Linked DNA regions of Homo sapiens: region 2 is linked to region 1. A link is an interaction called in ENCODE POLR2A ChIA-PET data of the cell type or tissue named here. Cell type or tissue: PC-9. All regions are shown on one strand. Each heading gives the region's core, and the rest is flanking DNA. Links, peaks and the distances in the headings are about the cores only.

Region 1 (8,359 bases), core at 2,059-7,058:
AAATAAGACTGGAAAGGGTCATTGTCTTGATCAGCGTTTCTATGCCTTGACACTGCTGACATTTTTGGTGGGATCATTCTTTGATGTGGGGACCATCCTATGCACTGCAAGATGTGTAGCAGCATCGCTGGCCTCCACCCACGAGGCACTGGTAGCATCTCCTCCCCTCCACTTGTGACAATCAAAAATGTCTTCTTTGGACATTGCCAATTGTCCCCTGAGGGGCAAGATGCCCCGGTTAAGAGTCACTGATCTACGGGAAACTCGATTATTTGGTTGTCATTGAAAATACTCAGCAAGCAAAAAATTGTTCACATTAGGGCTTTATAGACAAATAAATTGGAAAACTGAATCCAGGGCATTCCTCAACAGCCAGTGCCCAGAATAGCCTGAAAGGGGTCCTGGGGAGATAGGTGGGGGCTTCCGTAAACCCGAGGCATGGCAGTCCATGTGTATTATTGACCTTTCCAGGTGAAGGCAAAAGGATATTTGAGTCAGGGTTGAAAGCATACTGATAAAAGCAGAACATGGTCGGGCATGGTGGCTTATGCCTGTAATCCCAAGCACTTTGGGAGGCTGAGGCGGGTAGATCACCTGAGGTCAGGAGTTTGAGACCAGCCCAGCCAACAAGGTGAAACCCCATCTCTACTAAAAATAAAAAAAAAAAAAAAAAAAAAAAACAACCTAGCCTGCTGTGGTGGTATGTGCCTGTAATCCCAGCTACTCAGGAGGCTGAGGCAGGAAAGTTGCTTGAACCTGGGAGGTGGAGGTTGCAGTGAGCCAAGATCATGCCACTGCACTCCAGCCTGGGCAACAGAGCAAGACTCCATCTCAAAAAAAAAAAAAAATTTTTTTAGCAGAACATAAGTTGATGACTGTGAGATGAATAGTGTTGGGTGGAGAGAAGCCAGAATGGTGTTGGGGTCCTTAGAGAAAGCCTGGTATTGTCTATTTGAATAATTGCTTGTGAGCTTTGGACTAGTTGGTATCCCATTGAGCCTCTTTACTGAGAGGATGGGAGTATCACAGGAACCAGACATGGAGACTAGAAGAGCTTTGTGAAGGACACCTTGAATTATAAGTTGAAGATCTTGGAGAATTCTTGTCTTGAGGATATTATACTTGAGAGTAGCATGGAAGGTTCTATTTCTACGTTGAGAGGTTTGGCCTTCTTGATTTGGCCTGCGTCAGTTGAGTGACCAGCTCAAAGGCAGTCGGGTATTTTAGTTAGCATAGTTTGTGCTTGAGGTTTTAAAGGGGGATCAGGGATTTTGACAGAAACAAGAAAAGTGTGATGGTCAATAAGAGCCATGAAAGGGCAAAGATGCAAGGCTGGGAACCCAAGGACCTCAAGTGTGAGGCCCTCGGGGAGCAAAACTACTGACAGTCCAGTTGGAAAGTAACTCTTTCCAGAAGGTTTACTGGGTAGTGGAACTAAGAAGCTGTGCTGGGTGGGGAGGGTCCTAGTAAGACAGAAGGTTCTGTTAAAGGCAGCACATGGATGCTTATCAAGTCCCACCAACAGGCATGGCTTGTGTGCTCTTAGGGAGTGTGGCAAGAGGTGTTCATGGTGAGATGTGTTGCTCGGGGTCCATTAGGAAGGGAGGGGAGTGTCCATTGATGGGGAAGATTCTCTCCTGAGTTAGTGTGGACACAAAGGGGAACATACCCCTCCAAGAAAGTCGTTAAAAGATGGATTTTTAAACCCTTGCTCTCTTTTGTTTTAAAGCCAGCCAATCCCAAGCCAGCATTCTTTTTATTTGTATCTGCATGTGTGCCTAGCAAGTGGGGGTTTGGAGTAAGCAGATTGGCCTGGTTTGCTTCCTTCTGGTAAGTTGTGCAGCCGTCAGTTTGCACTGTGTTGATTTGGCCTTTTCTCTCATGGATTCTTCAGGGTGTTGGGCTAGTGTAACACTTTCAGAGAGAGAAGCGTTCTGCCTACTTACATTGGCTTTGGGGTAATATCTTTGATTTCTGATCAGAAGCCATTAACATAATTAATAAAAGCAAAAGTGGCTCAGTCATCAAATATAAGATCAGATCATATACTTTGTAGAGCTTTAGCAACTCTCGCAACTGACTCTCTGAAAATGTCCTTCCTAACATTTTCTAATCTATGTCTATATTGAGAGGCACATTCATCTCTGTGTTGTCTGCCGTCTTTTATCTTTGACCAATCAGTTTTCCAGGAGCCACAGTGGGAATGGATTCTAAAGTCTCTCCCCTATAGTTCTGGCCTGTATCAGGGTGTTCTGATTTCCTTGGAAGTCCTCATGAAGAGTAGCCCGTGTGGCTTTTCAAACCATAAGGTGGCATCTCTGGTACCCATTAACAGCTGCAAAAATTGATAAAGTTCAGGGAACCCAGGAGAATACGCCCCAAGGACAAAACCAAATGGATTAGTAAACTCTTCCCTGGTCTGTCTGAAAAGCCCTTCACAACTGCATATGGACCTGAGTGAGTCCTTATTCAATTCGGCCCTCGGGTCATGGGCCTTCTATCATGATGGGGAAGCACCAATACATCAGGATGAGGTAGGGAAGTAGGAGCAGGGAAGATTGGGGAGCAGGGGCTAAAGGAGGAAAAAAGTCCCTCAGACTAAGGAGGAATACTGGGTAGGGGGGAAAGCATCAGAGCAGGGCCCATAGAGGGGTGGGGCAGGGGGAGAAAGGGTTGAGAGGTTTTGTTAAGGGTGGAGGAGTGGGAGGAGAGATTGGTAGTGAGAGACGTGCTTAAGGGACTGCTCAGTTTGAAGTAGATTGGAGACATTTTCTCATGTTTCAGCCTCCTTGGACCAAGCAAAATAAGCTGACCTTTGAAGAGAACAGATCTTGAGGGGGATCTGTAGATGGACACAGGGAGATTCCAGGTGCCTCAGAGGGATCAACTTGCAGTTCCAAGTTGTCCTCAGGGAAATCTTGCCATTTTTTGGGATAATGAACTGAATTCTCATCACAGTGGAATACGTATCATCGGAAGGGATTTTTAAAGGGCAGGGTGAGAAGTGGATTGAGAATTTCGCATAGCACCAAGGTTAAACAGAAGCCAACTACGAAACAAAGCCAGAAGGGCACTCAAGCAAATAATCAAAATCAAATCCTTACCACGCTGCCAGGGACCGATATATCCAGAGCATGGGACCAGGAGCTGGACTCACGGTGGGATCTCTGATCAGTCACAGAAGGAGCTTGACGAGCTCATGGGGTCTCTCTCCCTAGGTGGAGAAGACAGGGCTCCAAATGGACTTCCAGTCCCATCCACGTCACAGAGGCAAATTGTCAGAGACAAAGACCTAAGCCGGTAAGCAAACTGACTTTATTCAGGTTATTATATTATAGTCGGGAGAGCACCCAGATCCCAAAACCTGAGTGTCCTGGCAGTTGGTTTTGTCTAGACTTTTATAGGGAGGAGTGAACCAGTTCCAGGTGGGGGTGATTTTACAGTTGGCATGTTTATGTCATCAGGAGGCATCTGTCAATCAGCTGGACAAGGAGTATCTAGCTGTTTCTAGCTTGTTTGGAGGGACAAATAGTTCAGCTAATCATTTAAGAAACAAAGAATGGTAATTTGGAGGGTCTCTGTGTCCTTATCACAGGAAACAAGGCAGTCACCCATGACTGTTACGGAAATCACAAGAACGAGTATACGGCATTTATGAATGGACCTACTGGTGTGCTAGTAGGGCTGCCATAACAAAGTACTGCACAGATGGGGCTTAACCAGAGATGCATCGTCTCACCATGCTGGAGGCTGGAAGTCCCAGGTCAACACATGGACAGGGCTGGTTTCTCCTCTGGCCTCTCCCCTCAGCCATCTTCTCCCTGTGTCCCCACATGGTCTTTCCTCCATGTGTCTGTGTCCTCATCTCCTCTACTTATGAGGACACCTGTCAGGTTGGATTAGGGCCCACCCTAGTGACTTCATTTTACCTTCATCACCTCTTTAAAGACCTCTTCAAATACGTTCACACTCTGAGTTACTGGGGGTTTGGACTCCAACATCTGAATTTTAAGAGGACACAACTCAGTCCGTGACAGCGGGTCTTCTCGAAGTCTCGTGGGGAAGAGTGGTTCTTTGCAGTAAGTCATTTCCTGGAACACAAAAGGGTGGGAGACATCTGACATACAAGTGTGGGCAATTGCCCTTGGCTGTTGTCCAGAGGCACAGGGCTCAGGTGCAGCCCTGCACTGTCACAGGGTCCCAAAGGAGGCCCCTTGGTTTGCTGTGCTCCACACTCCAAGCTTCCACGAGCTGATGGGGGAGGGGTGAGAAAGAACTCGCAAGGGAACCGAGACCTACTGAAAAAAGGAAGAAGTGAAGACGATGTCTACGGGGCTGAGGGATACAGGGGAAATGTGGTTTGAGGTTGACAGAGGGGAGGGGGAAAGAGCCACACGGCAGGAGGCTGGGCTGAGAGAGATTCTGAATGGTCTCCAGGAGGCACAGAATGTGAGAGACAGGTGAGGGAGGGAAGATTTCCCCCACAAATCTTCACCCTGTTAATACATGTGGGCTCAGCCCCACAGGAGTTGTTCGGTGAGCACACACATTACTGTTGAAGACTGGAATCTGATTTGTGCAACTCTGTGTTCAGCCCCTGCTAAGAAAGGCCTGGGAGCAGGGTGCATGAAAGGGTCTGCTTCATTCTGGGTGCCCAGCCACCAGCAGGGTACCACTCCTGCCAGACGCATGGGCAGGCAGCTCGCCTCGTTCCTGGACTGTGAGCTCCCTGAGCACCAGGAACGACCTACTGCTGCCTTACTGTTCCCTCTGCACACAGCAGAGGCTTGGATGGAAGGAATTCCTGGGTCCCTCTGAAAATGTTCAGGCATTAGTCACGTATGAATCAATCTAGACCTGTTTTTGCGTCCGATTATGTTTTCAACTTGCACCACCTCTTGGGGGCACTGATGTCATAATTCTTCCATTCCCCATGTGTCCTGACCAGGCAGGAGCTACGTGGCTGTCTGAACTCTTGTGGGTTTGTGATAAATGGGCGAGTGTTGAAAGAGAAAGGCAAACAAACTGCTTTCCCAAAGAAGTCGGGAGACGCCCTCGACAAGCCCTGGACAGAGCAGAGAATGGGCTCCGCCAGGAGCTGAGGAGAGCCTTGGGGAGGCTTCTGTATCCAGGGACCTCAGCCTTACTGCACCTACCCTACCAAGCAGTGCCCTGAGGACCTGAACTTAGCCCTGTGTGTGGACGTCTGTTGCAGAATGCGCCAAGTGCCCAGAAAAGAGACCAGGGAGACAAAGGCAGCAGGGTAGGATGGCAGAGGGGACACCTCCTCCATCCAGCCACCTCTGTCTGGTGCTTAGGCATCTGGGTGCCCCACACTTCCTGTGCTGCCCAAACAAGCACCAGCTCGGTTCTAAAGGGAAGTAAGACAACACGCACAGCAGAGGCCTGGAAACGGCCAGGGAAGGAGGAGAGGCCAAACGTTAGCATCTGAGTACTTTCTTTTTGGGAGGTGCTGTGAGGCGTGCAAAAGCGAACAGTAATGGCTCTCAGTAACCTCAGCAAATGCCAGCACTCAGCAGCCGCCCTTCCAGAGAGGGGTCGCTGGCAGCTGCAGCATCAAGCGGAGTTGCTGCATAGGATGCTTTTTATAGTGCTGTTTGTCTTCACGGTTCTCCAACAGATGAGCTGGAGGGTGGATGTTTTTAAGATCCATTTGTGTACCGTGAAAGCACATGGCCTGTCTTCCCAAGAGTTTCTGCATTTCCAACTTCTTAATCCACAATAGAAAAAAGTCTAGAAAAACTAATGCAGTTAGAGCAGGTTTTCCTCGTGCCAGTGTCCTCATATCCCACCCCCCCCCCCCCGCTAAAAATGACTCCCCAAGGAACTCCAGCAGAGTGTGGTATTGTCTCAAGATAAAAACAAAAGCAGTAGAGCCAGAGATGGGGCAGAAAAAGTGAGATGAGACATTTACTTCCTCAGGTCCTTTTCCAGGAGTAAATGACCATCGTGCGCCCATGGGAAGAGTGCTGCATCCACGGAGGACATGGGCCAACAGTGCTCTCAAATGGGTTTCATGAAAGCATCTGTGACTCATCCCTGTTCAAGAATGTTTTCATTACGATTCAGCAGAAGCGATGTGCCAGGTCAGCAAATACAACTGCAAAACCGGGGCCTGCCAGCCTGGCCAACACAGCAAGACCCCGTCTCTACTAAAAAGTAAAATTAAAATTAGCTGAGTATGGTGGTGCGTGGCTGCAGTCTCAGTTACTCAGGAGGCTAAGGTGGGAGGGTCACTTGAGTCCAGGAGGCCGGGGCTGCAGGGAGCCGTGATCGCACCACTGCACTCCAGCCTGACGCCGTCTCAAAAACAAAACAAAAAAAACCCAGGGCCTGAATGCAAAGTGAACACTTGCTCCTGTTAATCGTAGCACTTGCATTACAGGCCTGGTGGCTCCTAGCATCCGTCCGCAGCACAAGGCCATGTTGTGTAGTGGCACATCCCCAGTCCAGCCGCGGGGAGCTGCCTGCAAGGGGAGGTGGTGAGCAAACAGCTGCGCAGCAGCAGGGAAGCGTCATCTCCATCTCACTTCATGGCCCTCCCCAGCTGCTGCAGAGATGCTGGGGGTCCCTTCTACAGGCAGGCCTGTGTTCTAATGAGAGCCAGGAGACTGGCAAGATTAAGCAGAGTCCTCATGAGTGATCTGGAAAACCTCACTGCACTTTAAAACAGATCCCTAGATTCTGGGCTTCACCTCATTTAAAAAGGACATTGTGTATACTGTTTCAAGTAAATAAAATGAGAGAAAGAGGAAAGAAAAATAGTTTTCAAAAGCTATCCTTTAATTCCCTGAGAAGCACAGCTCTCGGAGTCTACAAAGGGTTTAATCTGTGCTGGTCGGTGGACAGAATAGTCCATGTGCTTGGCCCAGTGTCCTACTCTCTGAACATTCTAACTGCATGAGCACACTGGGCAGCTGCCTGGGACCCGGGGCTGGGGCTGTAGCCCTAACTTTGTGGCTAGTCCCTCCATATGACCAAGCTGAAAGGCATTAAGTGGATTAGGCCAGCTCCAAGCGACACGGAAGGTACTCTTCCTCTTCTGCAGAACAAGGCTCTCATTTTCAGCTTTAAGGATTTCCACTTCTGAAAATCAGGACTGTTGTTCTGGATCTCAGTGAGACAGCACCCAGCACACCCAGTGGACTTAGAGAACAGTCTCTTGCTGATAGTCTTTAAAAAAAAAAAAAAAAAAAAAAAAATAGGGACCATGGAGGCAGGCAGGCCAGGCTGCACCCATGGGTCAGAGGACTGGGAATTCCCAGGCGTCACTTGGCCTTTGACATCTGTTCATCTTTACAGGCCAAGATTCCAGCAGTCGGCCCATGATGACACAGACAGGGCTAGGGTAGGAGCCACGCATTAGAGCCACAGGGCTGCTCCTGAACCTCATTCTCCAACAGCTGCAACTCTGTCTCCTTAACACAAGCGGATGACAAAATGAATGCAGCTAGTTTGAATTCTGCTTACTCAACCTCTATGGAGTGAATGAGCAGTGAAACGCATGAGGTGGGCAACAATGAGCAACAGGCCCAGATAAAACACAAACGGAGTGAATATGCGGTGGCCTATGCTTTGCCAACCAGCAAGCATAACCACTTTATGCCACGGGTATGGAGTCTGTTTGGGATGGGCTGAAGGCTTCCTGATCCCTTCAGAAATGTGCAAAGGACCCCTCTCTCTGTGGTGAATGGACAGGCTCCAGGAGATCCCAAAGCTCACAGATTCCAGAAGTGAGGTCTAAAGTTCCCCTGGGGCGCAAGACACAAAATAAATTTATTATAGGGACCCCCCCAGGACCAGGCCCCATGGCTGGGGTGGAAGGCTTCCAGGGAGCTATCAGTACACTTCCATCCTGGAGTCAAGCCATTCACAAACAAATGCAGGAATGCAGAAGGGGGCTGGAGGTGAGAACAGAAAGGAGGCAGGCCAAGGGTCGGGGAAGAGCAACAGTGAAATAACGAGGTGATTTATACAATTTATTGTATATTTCAAGGTGGCTAGAAGAGAAGAATTGCAATGTTCCCAACAGAAAGGAAAGAAATGTTTGAGATGATGGATATCCCAATTATCCTGATTGACCATTGCATATTGTATAGAGGCATCAAAATACCATGTATACCTCCAAAATATGTACAACTGTTACATATCAATAAAATTTTAAAAATATAACTTTAGGCCGGGCACGGTGGCTCACACCTGTAATCCCAGCACTTTGGGAGGCCGAGGCGGGCGGATCACGAGGTCAGGAGATCGAGACCATCCCGGCTAAAACGGTGAAACCCCGTCTCTACTAAAAATACAAAAAATTAGCCGGGCGTAGTGGCGGGCGCCTGTA
Region 2 (5,000 bases), core at 1-5,000, 370 kb after region 1:
ATCTCTTTTCCAGTGGATCATCCCCTCTTTAACTTTTGTCCTGTTAGCTTGGTGACATCTTTGTATGTTGGAGGGGCAGGCAGAAAAACAACAGCTCTGTGCTTAGAGCCATTTCTCCAGTTTATCCCAAGGTGCTCCTTATCACTGTAGTTTAAGTAAGAACCTTTCTCCGCCTTTCGCAAATCTAGTGTCTTGGTGTGCATTTAGGAAAAAGAGGAATGGCACTTCAGCAGCTTCTCATGTCCAGCCTGGCGTTCCAGCAGCCCTCTTCTTCCCATCCTTAAGGTGCGGCCCACAGGGAGGGTGGGGTTCAGAGCTGTCTGAACAAATCAAGTTCGATTTGTTGGTCTGTTTTAACCACAACACCTTTTAAGAAAATTAAAATCACTATTTCAAGTAGGGACTAAGTCGGTAGAGGGACCCCTCACTGTTGTGATTTCTGGGTGTTGGCAAATGGTACCGCATCATTTCACTGTCCACATGGGGACTTAGGATTGGTTCATTCTAGGACCTTGGGTGATTTAACCTCTCTGAATCTCTTTTCTGTCAATGGGGGCAGACTATCTGCCTCAAAGGGCAATTGCAAGGGTTAAATGAGGTCCCTTGGGCAAACCACTTGACTCAAAATTGAGTCAGGGCTCTCAGCACATGTCAACTTTTATTTGTTTCCAACTTCATAATCCAGATTTATTGAAAATGCAATGTTTTGTTGCTCTGAAATTCACTATAAATGGGTTAAGGAGGGCCGGGCGCCGTGGCCCACGCCTGTAATCCCAGCACTTTGGGAGGCCAAGGAGGGCAGGTCATCTGAGGTCAGGAGTTCGAGACCAGCCTGAACAACAGGGAGAAACCCCGTCTCTACTAAAAATACAAAATTAGCCGGGCGTGGTGGCACATGCCTGTAATCCCAGCTACTTGGGAGGCTGAGGCAGGAATCGCTTGAACCTGGGAGGCGGAGGTTTCAGTGAGCCGAGATCACACCACTGCACTCCAGCCTGGGCAACAAGAGCGAAACTCCATCTCAAAAAAAGAAAAAAAAAAAATAGAATGGGTTAAGGAAACTGGAGGAGACCAGGTCTACAAGGGGTATCCTTAGCTGCTTGGAAGACAGAAAGGAAAGACAACAGAGAGGTAAATAAAAGCAATGCTTCAAGCAACTTGAGATGCCAGAACACCTAGAAAGACCCAAGGCGGATGAAAAGCCCCAAGGGATATGCAAGCCTGGGGGGCCATCTGGGTGGTTTGCATCCTAGCCCGCTGACCTTGGAGGGGCTTTCCTGTCTTTCCCTGATTTCTTTCACTGCTGAAGAGGCTGCCCTCAAAGCCTGGAGCACTTGGCAGGGTTCCAGGGATCTGTACCAATGCCATGCCTCCTGATGACAGAGCAGAGGCTGGTGATGCTAGCTCACAGCCATGTGGCCTTGGCCTTGTCCTGCCTCTCTCTGACAGATGCTAGCATCAGTGGATGCTTTTGAGTTTCACATAGAAGACTGCTGAACTCTCAATTCTTGGGGTCAGGAGGTCTGAATCTAAGTCTCAGCTCTGCTTAGCTTTGCTGCTCTGAGTAGCTTTGGACTTTCAGCAAGTCACACATCAGCTTTCAGAATCCCAATTTCCCAATTTATTAAATGACTGTTAGACTCATTTAATAGGTGGGCTCTGGGTCCTTCCCCCGCTGGCCGGTATGCATTTTGAAGTCACCTCACCAGGCCTCCTTCAAGGCAGCACCACCTTTCAGGGTCAGTACCTAAGGCACAGTCCCTAACTACCAGCACCTCTCAGACTCTGATCTGATTTTGAAAAATTGTAGTTTTGGAAGCCTGATGTCCACAACCATGACCGAGGTTGCTCAAATGACTCTGATGAGTTTCCAGCACACCCTACACCCTGGCTGCACCCACAGCGACCCCGTCAGCCCAGCCTTCCTCAGCTTCCATCTGTGCGCCTGCTCCTCTTCCCCTGCACTATCTGAGAATTAAAGACGCATTCTTAATGAATCTTTCACTTTCAGTGTGTTCTTCCTGAATGAGTCGTAACTTCCATTTTTTTCTAGCTTCGCTCTCTGATCTCAAGGGCCACATCTAACAGAATTCACGTGTTCGATACAAAAAAAAAAAAAAGAACAGGAGGTTTCCACCTCTTTTTATTAATCAGAATGATTTCAGTTTAAATTAAATGTCCCACACAGAATTCCTTTAGAAGACTAGAACTGTTCATTAGAAAGTGAAAGTAGCTGATAATCCTTTTTTAAATATGAGGGGGGAAAAAAACTGGCAAGTCATTTAAACATCTTTCCTCTGGTAACTTACAAAAAATAAGCAAAATACTTTAATTTTGTCACTTTTCTTTTTCCCTCCTTTTGCCCACAATAAAGATGTCATAGAAGCTTTTCCATTCGTGCCGGACTCCTTAGGTTGGAGAAATAATTGGCTTTTCCTGGAGAGAAGGGTAGTGACAGACTGTGTCTGAGGTATTCTCTTGCAAATCCCTGAGGGTACTGAATAACAAAGTCTGTCTAGCTTCCAGTCTGCAACTCTTCTCGCTTTCCTTTGAACAAGGGCAGTAAGTTGCTCTTTTTCTGCCCAGCTCTGGCACTGAAAAAATCCAGTAGGTGGCCAAAGAGCCTTTAGAAGACTAAAGGCAGCTTCAGAGAGCCATTGGACCAGATTTTAAAAAGAAAAGTGTGCTTGTATCTTTGTATTGCAAACAATGCTGGAGGAGCTGAATGGTGCTTCAGACCTTGGGCTTAAAGACAGGTGACTTATTTAGGCCCCTTACAAATGGGCATGTTTGACTACAGCTAAATTAAGTTCTCAAAATAATCCCTGAAACTGGAGCTTAGACTGTTGAAGCAAGTACTCAGGGCAGACGTCTCAGGCGTACTCATTTTCACCTTTCATTTATGACATGGTGTCATCCTTCACAGCTCCACAGAAAAGCTCCTCCAGTGTTCTCTGTGAAACAGGAAAGAACTCTCTATGCACCAGATAAGCCAAACCCCTGGAGTTCCATGGGCTGAGAACTTTGCCCTTCATAAATTACTTCTGTGAAAAGTTCTAAGCTGAGGAGATGGCAATAAAGAAATTGCTCTGCGTTGTTTTATGGTTCCAGCATTCGGTTTCCTGTGGCGTCCCGTGGTCTTTGGTTTGAGTCATGAGAAGAAGCCTGAGAAGCAGGTATCACCCTGCTCTCAGCTAGGTATGTAGAACTGGCTACGGTACTGTGGACATCCCATTTGCCCAGCCACAGCTGTGTGCTGTATCACTGGGATGCTCTGAGTGCAAGGTGCATCTTTGAACGAAATACTAGATGTGACTGGTGCCTTCAGCAGTCATGTGGCAATTTTTAAAAAAGTGTGGTAAAATATAAATTACATACAAATTGAGCATCTTAACAATTTTTAAGTATACAGTTCAGTGGCATTAAGTATATATATGCACAGTGTGATACAACCATCATCACCACCCATTTCCAGAACTTTCTCATCTTCCCAAACTGAAACTCTGTACCCATTAAACACAAACTCCCCATTCCCCACCCCCAGCCCCTGGCAGCTGCCATTCTACTTCCTGTCTTGTTAAATTGGAGTGCTCTGGGTACATCATATAAGTGGAATCACACAATGTTTTTCCTCTTGTGACTGGCTTATTTCACTGAGCTAACGTCTTCAAGGTTCATCCACTTGTAGCATGTGTCAGAATTTCCTTTCTTTTTAGGGCTGAATAATATTGTATTGTATGGATAGGTCACATTTTTTGTTCATCCATTCATCTGTTGATGGACACTTCAGTTGCTTCTCTGCCTTTTGGCTATTGTGAATAGTGCTGCTACGAACATGGGTGTACAGATGTCTCTTCAAGTCCCTGCTTTCAGTTCTTTGGGGTATATATCTAGAAGTGGAATTGCTGAATCATATGGCAATTCTATTTTTAATTTTTGAAGACCTGCCATACTTTCCATAAAGTCTACAGCATGTTACAATCCCACCAGCAGTGTTTAAAGGTTTATATTTCTCTAGAGCCTTGCCAACACTTGCTATTTTCTTTTTTTTTTTTTTTTTATAATAGGCACCTGATAGGTGTGAGGTGGGGTCTCATTTGGCTTTTCTTGCATGCTCCCATACTCTTTTATTATAGATTTATAAGAGTATTAATATCTAATACTCCTTTCTATAGTTCTTCAGGAAAATTTTATTTGCTATTCTCATCTGCTTGTTTTCCTCAGATGTACTTGGGAATTATTTTTGTTATATTTCTCCCTGTACAATATTTTATCCAGTTAGGGTTTTGATTGGAGTTGCATTTAAGATATAAATTAATGTAGAATGAACTTCTTAAAAATAAACTTTTGGTCTTTCTATCTAAATCTTCCTTCATCTCTCTTCTTATATGTAGGTCTAGGTTTGTTGTTTTTCATTTATTCGTTGTAGACAAACCTTCCTGAATTTGTTGCTTTGTGAATGAGGTGTTAAAATTGTATTTTTGTAATGGTTATTGCCTTCCTATAGGAGTGTGTGTGTGTTTGTGTCTGTGAGTATGTGTTGTAACTGTCCACTTTACAGAGCAAAGCAATAAGATATTCAAAAGAACACAGTCTTTGTAGTCAGTCAGACTTGGGTTTGAATCCCAGCTCTGCCACTTACCAGATGCATGACACTGAGAAAACTTTAGTATGGTGTTTTACATACAGGAATTCAATAAATAATGGCTACTACAGTTAGATTTCTCTTTAAATAATTTCCATTAATTTCCTTGAATTTTCTGGTTACACAATGATATAATCTGTAATTAATGATAATATTAACTTTTTCTTTCCAATATTTAAATCTCTCACATCCATTTCATGTCATATTGTATTCACCAGAAAAACTTGTGGGACAATACTCTACAATTATGTGAACATATTCATTCCAGGGGAGTTTTATTCTGATTTTAAAAGGAATGCCTCTAGCTTTTTACCATTAAGTATAATATTGACATAGCTTGAAATTGATACTTTTT

The links. ChIA-PET counts read pairs that join two places held together with the same protein. Peaks named below come from ENCODE experiments on the same cell type or tissue, not always from the same donor. Only the 100,000 strongest peaks of a DNase experiment are listed, where the experiment ranks them.
Region 2: POLR2A ChIA-PET joins it to region 1 with 6 read pairs; 2 of 35 experiments call an interaction of 5 or more read pairs at or near these places.

What each region holds. Positions count from the first base shown.
Region 1 is chr6:6,707,768-6,716,126 of GRCh38, forward strand. LOC101928004 (a long non-coding RNA gene) reads right to left here. Exons shown (of 5, transcript NR_187687.1): 3 at 3,930-4,091; 4 at 3,105-3,214. It overlaps LOC101928047 (a long non-coding RNA gene), which reads left to right and starts at 1,610. Exons shown (of 6, transcript XR_001743949.2): 1 at 1,610-1,830; 2 at 3,219-3,300; 3 at 5,944-6,107. RefSeq lists enhancers at 4,197-4,986, 4,327-4,386, 5,154-5,303. In PC-9, for the core only: CTCF peaks have their summits at 4,920 (motif pointing right) and 5,119; a DNase peak (open chromatin) is centred at 4,964; H3K4me3 peaks cover 487 bases; H3K27ac peaks cover 2,381 bases.
Region 2 is chr6:7,084,703-7,089,702 of GRCh38, forward strand. No RefSeq gene overlaps it. Among named protein-coding and RNA genes, the nearest start is that of RREB1, 21 kb to the right of the region's middle. RefSeq lists an enhancer at 1,361-1,450 and a silencer at 3,228-3,297. In PC-9, for the core only: no CTCF peak of the experiment used is centred there; no DNase peak of the experiment used is centred there.